Linked DNA regions of Homo sapiens: region 1 is linked to region 2. The links are chromatin loops, found by intact Hi-C in ENCODE. Cell type or tissue: heart right ventricle. All regions are shown on one strand.

The links. A loop is a pair of places that touch in the nucleus more often than their neighbours do. Peaks named below come from ENCODE experiments on the same cell type or tissue, not always from the same donor. Only the 100,000 strongest peaks of a DNase experiment are listed, where the experiment ranks them.
Region 1: it touches region 2 in a loop (3-fold over the local background); 15 of 110 quality-filtered maps call a loop at or near these places.

The regions. Positions count from the first base shown.
Region 1 is chr11:4,042,847-4,046,846 of GRCh38, forward strand. All of the region lies in intron 3 of STIM1 (stromal interaction molecule 1), which reads left to right. Among named protein-coding and RNA genes, the nearest start is that of RRM1, 50 kb to the right of the region's middle. In heart right ventricle, a CTCF peak has its summit at 1,771; DNase peaks (open chromatin) are centred at 1,375 and 2,368; H3K27ac peaks cover 653 bases.
Region 2 is chr11:3,944,789-3,948,788 of GRCh38, forward strand. The region is part of intron 1 of STIM1 (stromal interaction molecule 1); the gene reads left to right. Among named protein-coding and RNA genes, the nearest start is that of PPIAP40, 53 kb to the left of the region's middle. In heart right ventricle, no CTCF peak of the experiment used is centred here; a DNase peak (open chromatin) is centred at 2,453; H3K27ac peaks cover 2,798 bases.

The DNA.
Region 1 (4,000 bases), 98 kb after region 2:
TTTGTATTAAATCCTAGGCATCTCAAACACATTAACTCATTTAATTCAACAACTCTGGGAGACAGATATTGCTAAATTGTAAGCTACATGGGAGTAGGGATCTCTCTCTTGATCACCGCTCTATTCCTAGTGCCTGGTCTCAGAATAGAACGAAATAAATGCTTGTTGAATAGCAAAATGAATATTTTACAGAAGGGGAAATTGAGGTTCATAATGGTTAAGTGATTTACGCAAGCTAGTTCATGGCAGATAGGATAGGCAAGGTCTTCCAGCTTCAAATTCAGTGTTTTTTTGTAATATATCCTAAAATAAAAAATCAGTGTTCTAAAATGCCAGGGGTTTGGCAGTCTTTAATAACTTTAGTTTTTGTAGCTACCTCAGAATAAAACAGGAGGTTTTATTGATTTTTACATGAAAATTGTTCTTAATCATAAAAGGTCTGTTCCTTTCTATAAAACATAGTATGGAGACCAGGGTATATCTTTACTACCCAAGATGCTAACTGGACACCAGTTTCTGGGATTCTTTGTGGATATGTGTCATTAGTACTTTTTAATTTTTTTATACCTCCCCCCTTTACCTCCGTAAGTAGTCTGTGGGGGTAAGTGATACTTTTTTGTGAGAAAACATAATATAAATACTGATGGGATGGACAACAAGTGATCCAGGACCCACAGATTGCCATCATTTGTTCATTCGAAGAAGATACTAGAGGTGGTATTTATGTTGTACTTATTTTTATCTCATTGTTTAATTTTTATGTGTGTTTTACAATCTATCTAATGTTAGTAAATGAATCTAATTTATAAACACATATACGTATATTGGCAATGTGTGTACAAAGCTTTTTTTTTACAGGTAGATTATGTCATTAAAAAGATTGGAGATGGCTGGGCGTGGTGGCTCATGCTTGTAATCCCAGCACTTTGGGAGGCCAAAGTGGGCGGATCACGAGGTCAGGAGATTGAGACCATCCTGGCCAACATGGTGAAACCCTGTCTCTACTAAAAATACAAAAATTAGCTGGGCGTGGTGGCACGTGCCTGTAATCCCAGCTACTCGGGAGGCTGAGGCAGGAGAATCGCTTGAACCTGGGAGGCGGAGGTTGCAGTGAGCTGAGATTGTACCATTGCACTCCAGCCTAGCGACATAGTAGACTCCGCCTCAAAAAAAAAGAAAAAAAAGATAGGAGTTAAGTCACCCTGTGTGTCTCTCTTGTGAAGGATGGTTTGTTGTGTAGAACTCCAGGGGTTAGCCTTCTCTGATTCGGTGTAGCATTGTTTGTCATTTTGCCCAGAGGTGTAGTCTTTGATCTGGCTAGGGGCCACATGGACAGGCTCAGGGGATGGGAGACTTATGACATTAGGACATTGACTCTTGCTTGCATGTCCTCCTGGGATTTGGACATATGAGTCATTTGGAGTCTGTATCTGTACTAAGCTCTCCTTGCCAAATTCTGCAGCCTGTCACTGATAGCCACAGCTCTCTGTACTTGCTGTTGCCTTCTTCCTCACTCTGGCCCAGGGATTCTTCCTATCTTCTCTTTGGAATGGAAAACAGAACAAGACTTTTAACTTTTAGGTGCTTGAACCTTGGGGACAGGGAGCCCTGATATATCAGCTGGTCTGTTGAATGAGATCTTCATGCTGGAACTCAGGGTTGCTATCTGAGATACAGATGTTATAGAGGATACAGCTCATCCTGGCTTGTTTTGTTCAGACTATAGTGACTCCAGGTGGACACCATGCTGCCAAACCCTACCTAGATAGGGCATCTGCCTAGGTAACAGAATGATATATGCAGATAAAAACAACAACAACAAACAAACCAAAACAATCTTGAGGTTTGGTCTGACATGCTGAAGCTATTCTCCTTTTCCCCTACAGCTTAGCTATGTAGGAGCGATTATTCTAGAGTCCATCTTCAGTGGAGTGTATTGGCCCCCTTGGCAACCCCGTGCCTCACTTAATGCAGTGTTTAGAGCAGTGGTTCTCAGCTGGGGGCAGTTTTTCCCTTCCATGGGATGTTGAACAATATCTGGAGACATTTTTTAATTGTCATGATTGGCAGCATGTTACTGGCATCTATGTTGTTAAACATCCTGCAATGCACAGGACAGCCTCCACAACGAAGGATTATCTCATCTAAAATGTCATTGGGGCAGAGGCTCAGAAACTCTGGTCTAGAGTGACTTCTGCCTGTCACCACTGTGGTGTAGGGTGCTGATAGAGGAGTTTCTGCATGCCAAGATTCTATGCCCAGACTTGTATCAAGGCATCCTCCCAGTAGACAAAAGGCCCTTGATGTACTGCTGGCCTCAGGCCTTCTAGCAATAAAAAAGTAGCCTTCTTTCCACTACACTCCAAGCAGAAAGGCCCCTTTGTGCTGGATGAGGTCGACTTCCCTTGGCAGCAGTGGCAGGAGTGTGTTGTTCTCTGTACTTTACAGGCTAGCACTTGTCTGTCTGCCTTATATCTGTGTGTCACTCTCTTATGCCTTCATTACCTGACACTCCAGACCATAGTAAATGATAACATCTGCAATGCGTTAGGATATATATTCATTTTCAGGAATAATACGTTCTAGTCCATTTAACTTCCATCAGCATTTTTTTTTTTTTTGAGTCAGGGTCTTGCTCTGTCACCCAGGCTGGAGTACAGTGTTGCAATCTCAGCTCACTGCAACCTCTGCCTTCCAGGCTTACGTGATCCTCCCACCTCAGCCTCCTGAGTAGCTAGGACTATAGGCATGTACTACCACACCTGGCTAATTTTTTAATATTTTTTTGTAGAGATGGGTTTTGTCATATTTCCCAGGTTGGCCTTGAATTTCTGGGCTCAGGCGATCCACCTGTCTCAGCCTCCCTATGTGCTGGGATTATAGTCATGAGCCACCAAGTCCATCCCTCAACACTTCTTTTTTTTTTTTTTTTTTTTTGAGACGAAGTTTTGCTCTGTTGCCCAGGCTGGAGTGCAGTGGTGAGATCTCAGCTCACTGCAGCCCTCCGCCTCCCAGGTTCAAGTGATCCTTCCACCTCAGCCTCCCGAGTAGCTGGGATTACAGGCACGTGACACCATGCCCAGCTAATTTTTGTATTTTTAGTAGAGACAGGGTTTCACCATGTTGGCCAGGGTGGTCTCGAACTCTCCTGACCTCAAAGTGATCCACCCACCTCGGCCTCCCAAAGTGCTGGGATTACAGGCGTGAGCTACCTTTTTTTTTTTTTTTTTTTTTTTTTGAGACAGCCTCAGTCTGTCGCCCAGGCTGGAGTGCAGTGGTGCGATCTCAGCTCACTGCAACCTCTGCCTCCTGGGTTCCAGTGATTCTCATGCCTTAGCCTCCCAAGTAGCTGGGATCACAGGCACGCACCACCCCTCAACACTAATTTAACCCCAGCTCTGTCATCCTTCTTTTCTCAACGGTATCTCTTGGAAATTAATTTATCTTTTTCTTCCAACATATTCTAGTCTGGGAATTAGAAATATAACCAAGCACTGACTAAGCACCCTTCACTTAAGCTTCTAGTATCTTGTCTCCTAGGATGCATTCCTGGACACACTGTGTCTGCCTCATTTCCTTCCCCTGCCACCTTTCCCTTCTCACCTCCCATGCCTCTGCAAATAGTCTAATCTTCCCCCAAAGGCACTCAGCTTCAGAGCTTTCCTTCTGAACTCCAGCATCTTCTTGAGGACATTAAGAGATTGGAGCATTCTTGCCTTCAACTTTATTTTATTCAGGATGTCTCCCTGATTATCTGCTTTGCATCACATCCTGGGCTGAGAGGAATGCCTGATTTTGTTTGTTTTGTTTTCTTTGTTTTTGAGACAGGGTCTCGTTCTGCTGCCCAGGCTGGAGTGCAATGGTGCAGTTATGGCTCACTGCAACCTTGAACTCCTGGGCTCAAGTTATCCTCCCACTTCATCCTCCTAAGTAGCTGGGACTACAGGCATGTGCCATTAGGCCTGGCTAATTTTTTTATTTTTCTTTTGTAGAGTTGGAG
Region 2 (4,000 bases):
TAATCAGAGCAGGAGTGTAGTGACTCTGGTCATCATCCCATCATTTCTTGCTAGGGTTTTCCTATCTCTAGAGGAATCAGCTACTAAAGCCTAGTCCTCAATGCTCAATTTCATCTTTCTGTTCTTTCCTGTCTTTATCTAGTGACTCCTCATTATATAATACGGGTGACCCAGTTGTCCCAGCAAGGCCCCTCCATATTCTCTGACTTCCCTCTATCACAGTACTCACCAGGCTGTCTTACCATTGTTTGTTTGGAGGTAGCTATTAGGAGTATAGGCTTTGGAGTCAAGCTGCCTGGGTTTGAATCCTTACTTTTACAACTTACTGGCTATGTGCTCTTGAGCAAGTTACTTATCTCTCTGTGCCTTAGTTTCCTATCTATAAAATGAAGAGAATAATGGCAACTGCCTCACTGGCAGTTATTGTGAGAATTTAAATAAGGCAGTATATATGGAGAGTGGAGACTAGTGCCTGGCATATGGTAAGCATTCAAAAATGTTGTGTAGGCTGGGCATGGTGGCTCACGCCTGTAATCCCAGCACTTTGGGAGGCTGAGGCGGGTGGATCACCTGCGGTCAAGAGTTTGAGATCAGCCTGGCCAACATGGTGAAACACAATCTTTACTAAAAATAAAAAAATAAAAAAAAAAAGAAAAGAAAATTAGCTGGACATGGTGGTGCACACCTGTAATTCCAGCTACTCGGGAGGCTGAGGTAGGAGAATCACTTGAACCCGGGAGGCGGAGGTTGCAGTGAGCCGAGATTGCACCACTGCACTCCAGCCTGGGCGACACAGTAAGACTCTGTCTCAAAAAAAATAATGTTGTGTATTATTATAATAATCATTATTGCTTAACTTCTTCCCTGATTGAAACTCTGTTAGGCCAGGGACCATGTCTATTTTATTATTATATCTATAGTTCTTAGCACAGGTGTATTAGCCATTCTTGCATTGTTATAAAGAAATACCTGAGGCTGGGTAATTTATAAAGAAAAGAGGTTTAATTGGCTCACAGTTCTGCAGGCTTTACAGGAAGCATGGTGCTGGCAACTGCTTAGCTTCTAGGGAAGCCTCAGAAAGCTTACAGTCATGGTGAAAGGCAAAGATGGAGCAGACACTTAACATGGTAAAAGCAAGAGCAAGATAGAGAGTGGGTGGGGAGAGATGCCATACACTCTAAACCAGATCTTGTGAGAACTATCATGAAGACAGCATCAAGCCAGGAGGGATCCGCCCCCATGACCCACACACCTCCCACCAGGCTCCACCTCCGGCATAGGTGAGTACAATTCAACATGAAATTTGGGTAGGGATGAATATCCCAACTATATCAATGGGGTTGGAACAGCAGGCGCTGGATAGGAATTTCTTGAATAATAGTATACATTTGAATGCTGAATTTTCCTTATACAATACTAATTTTATGATCATGAGCAAGAGACTTGCCCTCTCTACACCCCAGTTTTCATATCTGTTAAATGGGAATCAAAATATTTGTCCTGTAGGCCTGATGTGAGAATTAAATTAATATGAAATGCCAGGAAGTGTGTAAATGTCATTCGTCTCCATACCTGTTGGCTGTGTGCATGTGGAACCCAAGAATCTGCTGGTTCCTATAGTACCCCTATAGTGAGCTAAACCCAGAGATGCTTCTGAGGTGATGTTTTCTGGATATTTGGCCTAGGACAAAGAAAGTAGCATACTTTGAGATTATTCTTAGCATTTCTGGCCTTTTCTATCTGCCTGCCCTGCTTGTTCTTCGTTGGATTCTAGGTTCCTAAAAATAACCAGAATATTTTTCTGCCTCTTAGTTTTCCAAGTGTCTTAAGCAATCAGAAGCATTTTAATTTTGGCTCCTTTAGGCTGGCCCTGTTTGGTTCTGTCATTGTTAGCCATTACCATATCCTGCTTATATTATGTTTCCTGACCTGCTATACTTTTTCCAGGGCCAAAACACTACCCACATCGCTCCAGGTAAATAACTTTATTTGGCTCACTCTAACCAGTTGGGAAGCACAGTGGCCCATGAGGTTAGAAGCCTTGAGTTCCAGTGCTGGCTCTGCCACTGTGTGACTGTGTGACATTGGGCATAGCCCTTTCCCTCTCTGTGTCTCAGGCTGTCATCATTAAAATGAATGATTTGAACCAACTCAGTGCTTTGTAAGAGTCCTTAAGTTCTGTATTTGAGTTTGGACAAATCACTTCTCTTTTGGGGGGGTCTTAGTTTCCTCATCTGTAAAACTAAGTATGTTGGCTTGAATAATTTACAAAGGCATATATAAACCTGAATATTTTCTCCTCATTCTTAGTGTTTTTTTTTTTTTTTCTTTCTGCCTTGTATTACTTTCTGGAACATTTCTGTGACAGTTAACAGCTGTGGACAGGAAACCCTTGAACACTTCTAACTTGGCAAATGTTGCTGCTCCTCTGAACCTCATCCCAGCCCATTTCCTGTGTTTACAGCTTTTGGGTTTTGCACTTAGTGACAGGCCTGACAGGTCATATTGTAGTTTTCTCTTCATAGCCTGGTACAGGGTAGACCAAAGTGAGCACCAATTTGAGTGTCAGAAGACAGAGTTTCAGTCTCTGCTCAGCTGTATGACCTTATGGAAGTGACCTCCCTTCTCAGGGTTCAATTTCCTCCTCTCTGGAGCCAGAAAGTTTTAACGAGGGAGGCTTTCTGGCTCTGATGTTGAATATATGTCTCTTGTTTATTACTGCTGACGGGGGCCCTCTGTTTCACCTGTTTTTTCCACATACTCCATCCTACAAGAGACACAGCAGGCTACCTTTGCATTTCCTATATTGGACAAAATAAGAGGAAGAAAGGAAGCCAAACAGCTCTCCCAGGCTCAGTTGGCAGCAGAGAGGAGTTGAGGTGAGAAGCTGGTGTCACCGAATTGCCCAGTAAATCAGCTGTGTGGTTGGTAACCAGGTAGGCACCTGTATGCATTTATTCTTATCAAGGCTCTGGAGACAGACTGTATCCTACTTCCAGACCTACTTTCACCATATATGTGACCTTGGGGAAGTCACTTATTGTATCTGGGCTTCAGTTTTCTCATTTTTTATTGAGGATAATAAAAGTACTGACTTTACAAAGTTTCAAAGAGACAACGTATGTAGAAGTGATCAACATAGTTCCTGACATGTTCATCCTCCCTTTCTCCCTTAGACAGTTAACAGTATTCTTAATTCTGTTCTTGTGGAGAAAGCAAAAAGACACTCAAGTTCCATTCTAGAGGAGCTAACAGGCCACATGAGAACAGAATACAGTTAGGTTTAGAAGAGCTCTTATGAGGTGGTCCGTTGGCCAGTGTAGGCTCAATACTCTGACCTCAAAATGGGAGACTTATAGGGCGCGGAGTAGTTAAAGAAGGCATCCCAGGGCCTTCCCTGGGCCTTGAAGGTTCAGAAAGTATTAGACATGAAAAGCTAGAGAGAGAATAATTCTAGGTACCTATCTACCCTTTCTCAAGCTCTGGTGCTTTGTTTTGTATAGGTCAGTTTCCCATATATCTCCCTTTCTCTTCTTCTAGGTGGTTATTATCCAAGGGGCTTATCTTTTCTTTTTTTAATATATAAGAGAAAAAAATTAAGGGATGAGGAGAACCTAATATTTATTAAGAACAAGCTAGTTTTACTTGAATCTGTAGGCTATGTAGTTTGCTTGCATAATCTTACTTATTTAGAAAAATACATTATTATGCCGTATTTTACAGATGAAAAAATAGTGCCTCCAAAAGGTTAGACAACTTTTCTAGCTCTACAATAACAAATTATGATGACAAATCAAAGGAGCCCTACGTGAGCCAGTTTAGAAGACATGTATAAGCAGGTGTCAGTTGTGCTTATTCATTCCAAGTTCTCAATCTATAATAGTCTGGTTCTTTTTACACTTATCTTCTAAATACGTCTATCTTATTCCTAGTTCCAACCTGTACTCACCTCCTGCTCTTAGCAGTTATTCCCAATCCTCTAAATCTCCAGTTCTACCAT